2 separate regions of the Homo sapiens genome follow, and region 1 is linked to region 2. A link is an interaction called in ENCODE POLR2A ChIA-PET data of the cell type or tissue named here. Cell type or tissue: MCF 10A. All regions are shown on one strand. Links, peaks and the distances in the headings refer to the core of each region. The heading gives the core; the rest is flanking DNA.

What was found. Peaks named below come from ENCODE experiments on the same cell type or tissue, not always from the same donor. Only the 100,000 strongest peaks of a DNase experiment are listed, where the experiment ranks them.
Region 1: POLR2A ChIA-PET joins it to region 2 with 7 read pairs; 3 of 35 experiments call an interaction of 5 or more read pairs at or near these places.

The regions. Positions count from the first base shown.
Region 1 is chr1:220,515,101-220,518,496 of GRCh38, forward strand. No RefSeq gene overlaps it. Among named protein-coding and RNA genes, the nearest start is that of MARK1, 11 kb to the right of the region's middle. RefSeq lists a silencer at 927-1,221. In MCF 10A, for the core only: no CTCF peak of the experiment used is centred there; no DNase peak of the experiment used is centred there.
Region 2 is chr1:220,334,123-220,338,093 of GRCh38, forward strand. No RefSeq gene overlaps it. Among named protein-coding and RNA genes, the nearest start is that of RAB3GAP2, 64 kb to the left of the region's middle. RefSeq lists enhancers at 1,769-2,968, 2,371-2,878. In MCF 10A, for the core only: no CTCF peak of the experiment used is centred there; DNase peaks (open chromatin) are centred at 1,729 and 2,429.

The DNA.
Region 1 (3,396 bases), core at 719-3,218, 180 kb after region 2:
ATGTTAAAAGCAGTATTCTAAAGCAACATACATATATTCAGAAGCCTAGGAAAGGCATTCAAAGATCAGAACTATGAACCTTTCCCTCAGAATTGGGCCACATATAAATTAATGTAATTTTAAGTGGCATTTTTGTCACCATCTAAGAGGTCTGTCAGGAATGATCAATTCTCTATTCTGGCGACTTTTCTTATTACATCACGTAGATATTGTGGTTTTATCAGAAATAGGAGAAAGTGAGTACTTTCAAACCTATATTTATAGTTCGCTGGGCCTTTGAACATATTTTATAAGCATTTACTATGAGGTGAGAATGGCTATCTCCATTTTAATGAAGAAACTGAGGCACAGGGAATTGCCATAATTGACTTGCGTTGAAACCAGGAAGCAGGCCCAGAGTTCCTGTTGTTCCATCATCTGGTATGGCTTAACATCCAGACCCCGCTTCCTCCCCAGAGGAGATTATGGAGGGTTGGGGTTGTGTTCATTTATTGTTTAAAGCTCTTAGTATCACGAATAAATGGTCTATAAAAATAACAAGCAGCAAAGCAAAGCAAATATATTTCTTTAGCAATGCATTAAAGTATCTTACAAAAACAAGTTTCCACATGCTGAACTGCAAAATATTCTTTGACTACAAATAGTTGTGGTCTTTTCTTGGGAAAGAATCTCAGAAAATGCACAATAATACATTTCAACTAAAAATAAAGATTGTATTCCCCTCTTAAGGAAATAGAAAGTTTGCGTGTGTGTATGTGTTTAATACTAGTATTTATAGACCTAAGGGAGTGAGTGCTGCTAGAACTCAGAGGAGCCCAAAGATGAGAATTGAATGGTCCCACAGGGAGAAAACTGCGAAGGAATTGAAAAAAGCAAGCAATGGTTCCCAGCATTATTTTAAAGCCATCTCAGTAGATGCTGATGGTTCTACAGCAAGTAGCAAAATTCTATTCAGAGAAAGACAACGTTCACCTATGAGCACACATAGCTGAGTTCTTAAATATTTTTTCACATGAATGATTCTTCAGGACTGTGGAAAACTTTGTTTCAGTCAAACAAAGCTACTTGTCATCGCCCATCCACAGCATGCTCATTCTTGTTTCCAGGCCTTTACCCATTACATTCTTCTTGGAGAATGCCTGATTCACTTTACTTATATTTGTCCTTTTTGTCTTTTAAAACACAGCTTAAAGCTCTGCTCCTCCAGGAAGTCTTTTCTAATTAACTCATGTAACTGACTCAGTCATTCTTTTGTGGCCCTAATCTATACATTTTATACTATATTTCTATGCAGGCATTTTGCTTTATAGGTGCTTTTGGCTCTGTGTAGGGTGTGTGTGTGTATGTGTGTTCAGGTCTTGGTGGTAAAGTGGCAAGATGTGGTGGGTAGGCATCTGATCTACTTAGATTGTGAGACCCTCGAAAGCAGGGACAATTCCCTCAGGCTGTGGTGGAGTCAGACATATTTCATAAGTGTGTGTGACTTTAGGCAACTCCCATAGGATTGCTGTGAGGATTAAACAGCATGACAAACGTGACCTGCAGGGCACCCGGTAGATGTTCAATAACAGAAGCGCTCTATCTTTTTGTGATTCTAGTACAAGGCTCAGTATGGGAGCTCTTCACTCCAGATTGCTAGTTTTCGTGGCTATTGCTGTTGTGGTTGCTTAATAAAAATAGCCTACGTTTATTCTTCTGGGAGAGTTAGATGGCCATTGAAACTAATGCTAGCATTTAGGAAACACCTTGTCTTTCACTAACTACTTAACCTCCTTGGGCAGGTTGTTACAGGCACACCTCATTTTATTGCACTTCACTCTATTGCACTCCACAGATATTGCATTTTTTTACAAATTGAAGGTTTGTGGCAACCCTGCACCAGGCAAGTCTATCAGCACCATTTTTCCAACAGCACATGCTCACTTCATGTCTCTGTGTCACATTTGGGTAACTCTCACAATATTTCAAACTTGTTTCTTGTGGTATCTGCGATGGTGATCTATGATCAGTGATCTTTGATGTTACTATTGTAATTCTTTTGGGGAGCTACAAACTGTGCCCACATAAGTCGGCAAACTTAATCTATAAATGTTGTGTGTGTTTTGACTTCTCTACCTACTGGCCATCTCCTCATGTCTTTTCCTCTCCTCGATCCCGCCTATTCCCTGAGACATAACAATATTGAAATTAGGCCAATTAATAACCCCACAATGACCTGTAAGTGTTCAAGTGAAAGGAAGAGTCACTTGTCTCCCACTTTAAATCAGAAGCTAGAAATGATTAAGCTTAGGAAGGCATGTCGAAAGACCAGGCAGGCCAAAAGCGAGGCTTCTTGCACCAAACAGTTAGCTAGTTGTAAATGCAATGGAAAAGTTCTTGAAGGAAATTAAAAGTACTACTCTAGTGAACACATGAATGATAAATGAAACAGCATTATTGCTGATATGGAGAAAGTTTTAGTGACTCAATAGAAGATCAAACCAGCCACAACATTCTCTTAAGCCAAAACCTAATTCAGAGCAAGGCAGTAACTTTCTTTAATTCTACGAAGCCTGAGAAGTGTGAAGAAGCTGCAGAAGAAAAGTTGAAGCTAGCAGAGGTGGGTTCATGAAGTTTAAGAAAAGAAGCTGTCTCCATAACGTGAAAGTGCAAGGTGAAGCAGCAAGTGCTGATGTAGAAGCTGCAGCAAGTTATCCAGAAGGTCTAGCTAGGATCACTGATAAAGTGGCTACATGAAACAACAGATTTTCAATGCGGAAAATATAGCCTTCTATGGGAGGAAGATGTCATCCAGGGCTTTTACAGCTAGAGAGAAGAAGGCAATGCCTGGCTTTACAACTTCAAAGGATTGGATGACTCTCTTGTTAAGGGCTCATGCAGGTGGTGACTTTACATTGAAGCCAATACCAGTTAGGGCCCTTAACAGTTATGCTAAATCTACTCTGCCTGTGTTCTATAAATGGAACAACGAGGCCTGGATGACAGCATATCAGTTTGTAGCATGATTTATAGACTATTTTAAGCCCACTGTTGAGACCTACTCCTCAGAAAAGAGGATTCCTTTCAAAATATTACTGCTCACTGAGAAGGTACCTTGTCACCCAAGAATTCTTCTGGAGATGTACAAGTAGATTAATGTTTTTTTTCATGCCTGCTCATACAACATCCATTCTGCAGCCCATGATCAAGGAGTAATTTTGGCCTTCAAGCCTAGAGGTATATTAATATTTTGTAAGGCTATAGCTACCATAGATTGTGATTGTTCTGATGAATCTAAGCAAATTGAAGAGCTCTGGAAAGAATGTATCCTTCTAGATTCCATTAAGAATATTCATGATTCATAGGAGCAGGTCAAAATATCATTAAGGGGAGTTTGGAAGAAGCTGGTTGTAGTTC
Region 2 (3,971 bases), core at 654-3,153:
TGTCTTTAGCTTTCTGGAACTTTCTTAACTCTCTTGACAAGCAAAATTGTTACTTCCTCTATGCTATGATACTAACTGGCTTACATCACATCATCAATAAATCTTTCATCATACTGAATTTCAGTTACTCACACTCAGATCTGCTTACCCAACTAGATTATTAACTGCTTAAGGGTAGGCATTCTAGTTCTATATGTCTAGTGCATGTTGAATGCTCAAAATATGTTTTGTGAAAGTATGAATCAATCAATCAATAAGCTATGTTTCCTGGGATATACCAGCCTTCAGGTAAAAACTGAGTCATTGTAACAATAATCAAACAGTTCTTCTCTGGATATGCCTTTTTCTTATTACACATCCCTCAAATTCTAACCAGATATTTTTTATACTGTACTGGAGTGAGTATTGTATATTTTCTCATATATTCATTATTTCACACACACACACACACACACACACACTTTTCTTTTGAGGCAGAGTTTCACTCTTGTTACCCAGGGTGGAGTGCAATGGCATGGTCTCGGCTCACTGCAACCTCCACCTCCTGTGTTCAAGTGATTCTCCTGCCTCAGCCTCCTGAGTAGTTGGGCTTACAGGTGCACACCACCACGTCTGGCTAATTTTTGTATTTTTAGTAGAGATGGGGTTTTGTTTGGCCAGGCTGGTCTCGAACTCTTTACCTCAAGTATTCCACCTGCCTCGGCCTCCCAAAGTGCTGGGATTACAGGTGTGAGCCACTGCGCCTGGACTATTTATTTTTTTGAGATGGAATTTCGCTGAGTGCAGTGGCACAATCTTGGCTTGCCACAACCTCCACCTCCCAACCTCACCCTCAAGTGATTCTCCTGCCTCAGCATCCCGAGTAGCTGGGATTACAGGCACCTGTCACCATGCCTGGCTAATTTTTTGTATTTTTTAAAATAGAGACAGGGTTTTACCATGTTGGCCAGGCTGGTCTCAAACTCTAGGCCTCAGGTGATCGACCTGCCTTGGCCTCCCAAAGTGCTGGGATTAAAAGCATGAGCCACCACGCCTGGCTACATATATATTTAGATGTCTGCTAAAGCCAAATAATATACCGGGGCCTGGGAATGCAGTAATGAGGATTGATGATGTTGATGATGATTATGATGATAACGATGATTCCTTTAGTATTTGAGAGTCTTAATAAAACAGCACTTCTCATTCCTGAGTTATGAATCAATCTAGAAATAAGCCAAAAGAACAGCATATAGAGTCAAAGTTGTAACATTTAAAAAATTACTGATAAAGCTTATATGGGAAAATGAGCCTTATATCTATGGCCAAGGGGTCTTCTGAATACTAACCCCCCAGAACTATTTAGGCTCACCCACTCAATCAAGGCAGTGATTCCTTACATGGTCTGTCCCCATGAGATCAGCCACAGACAAACAGAAAGTGTACTATCTGGGGGAAGGCTAGCCCCCAAGAGAGAGGGCAGGGAAGAATTAATTGATGGAACAAGATCCTCCTGGTTACCCCATGGCTATTGCAGTTTTCCTGCCAGCCTTGGTTTTCATCAGCCATCATTCTTATAACCAATACTGAAAGCCACGTTCCTGTTGCCAATATGCCTGGAAGATGAAGCCGCTGCTGGTGTTGGCCAAAGGCACTTCCACTGCTGTGATTGCCCAGCAACACCTGTGCCAAGGCTACTGATGCCTGGTCAAGGCGATAATGTCTGAGCTGACTCCTGTGGTTGCCAAAGTCAACAAAGTTGCTGAAGAAGTTGTTGGCACCAGAAGGTTTGCATGCTCAGCATCTCTCAGAGCTTAAGAGCTCTTGTGGTTTCTACTTGCTATTTTCCTGCAGCCCCTAGGCATAGATTTCAGGCTGGGTCAGTGAAGGCTGAGCAGGAGGATACTCCGAGGGACAGACACAGGCCAATGACAGAGATGACTCCAAATGAGGTTATTCATCCCATCTCAGAGAGATGCCACCTGAAGTGAAAGAAGACAGCACTCACCACACAGCCCTTTTCTTGTGTCCCTATATTGGACCACATCACTATACTAAATTATCAATTACTAATACTTCTAAATCCATTCATGATCTTGTGAATAATACCATTATTTGCAATGTGTTTTGTGTTAATGTTAAAGACATTAATATGTTAAATGTAAATTTGCGAAATGCCTCTTTATATAACCCAGTTTTGGTATTTCTTAATGTAATATTTCAGGAGTCTCAAAAACAAAAGGAGTTTGGTGCTTCTTCAACCTCCAAGGGGGCTCCCATCTCACTTCTTTTGCCCTTTTACCCCTCCTACTCTGGACCACTGTCCTTGTATCAAACTTGTTTGCCTTAGAAGCTCTCTTTCCTAAGAAAGGTTCTTCTCCGGGAGGTTCTTCTACCTTTCTCATAAGTAAGTCTCTGTTGCTGACCCATGAGTTTTTGCAACAAGCCTTGACATGCCTGAGTCCTAGAGTGAACCCAGCTTAGGCTCATGCTGGGTTCCCTATATGTATAAGGAATGAATCAGGAAGGGCTTACCTGCATTAATCCAGGAGCTTAATTAAACTAACAAGAGCAACCATCACAGGGTGGATATAAAGAGGAGCTTGTTTCTTGGATTTGTTTCCATTCTTCCTCCAACGTTAGCAACTGTTCAATATTTAGCCCTAACTAAATCAGCACATTTCAGTAGTCACACCTAGAAATCTTATGAGTACATGCGGAATTTAAGGAATGTTTAGAAACAAATGTTGTTGGGGACTTGAATTAACAAAGCTTGCTGGGGAGTTCTGGATCTTCCTGCATTTTGTTTCCCTCACAGAAGGTGTTCTTCTGTTTATGTTTAGGACTCAAATGTATTCTTGATTTGTGTTCCTCTGAATTCCCTAACGAAGGTGTTTATTCAAATGCCTGGCTGGGCCCGGTGGCTCACGCCTGTAATCCCAACACTTTGGGAGGCTGAGGTGGGTGGATCATGAGGTCAGGAGATCGAGACCATCCTGGCCAACATGGTGAAACTCCATCTCTACTAAATATACAAAAATTAGCCAGGCGTGATGGCGGGCGCCTGTAGTCCCAGCTACTCTGGAAGCTGAGGCAGGAAAATCGCTTGAACCAGGGAGTTGGAGATTGCAGTGAGCTGAGATCATGCCACTGCACTCCAGCCTGGGCGACAGAGCCTGACAGGCTTGTGGCAGTAAAGAGGAAGTAGATAAAACTTGCGTCCTTGGTTGAAAAACAAACACAAACATGTATCTCTTTATGAATGTGTTGACATAGCACACTTTTGCCTGCTGTCCTGCTGCTGACCAATTAATCTAACCAGCTTCTCTTCCACATGCAGCATCATCCCCCATCTCTGAGTGAAGTCCACAATTAATGAGATTCTTTGGGTGGTTGTTGCCATTGCTGACTCACTGGCTGTTTTAGCTACAATGCCTCACCAGTGTATACCTGCCTCAGGCACAGACGGAATGCTGGGTGGCCTGATGCTATCTTAGGTAACTAGAGCATTGCTTCTGGAAGTGAGAAGCTGCCTTTAAATTATTCAGTGAGCCTTCTTCCAGTTCACAGGCCTTTCACAACAGTAGGGAAAGCAGCAGCAAAGTGCCATGATGGCCTGGAAACAGCAGGATTTACAGGGAAGGCAAAAATAGGGGAGGAGGATTCCACAGCTGGAATACGCCAAGCAGAGACTAGAGTGTTGCAGAGCCTGCACCTGCTCACCTCTTTTCCAGGTGGGAATGTTGGAAGAGAAGTGGAAAGGGCGTAGTGACTCTCAAGCAGGGTTACTGCCACCTTGGCGACATTTGTTAGTTTGCGTGTTAATGTGTGTATTTTTTAATTTTTATTTTTTAGCACTCTCTGATAAGGAGATAATGTGTGTTTTGTTCATTTGTCTGATTCTTGTTAGACTATTTTCTACTTGAGAGTCCTATCTTATTGATGTCATTACAATGTTATACACTCAACTCTGGCACTTAGTTACTCTTAAT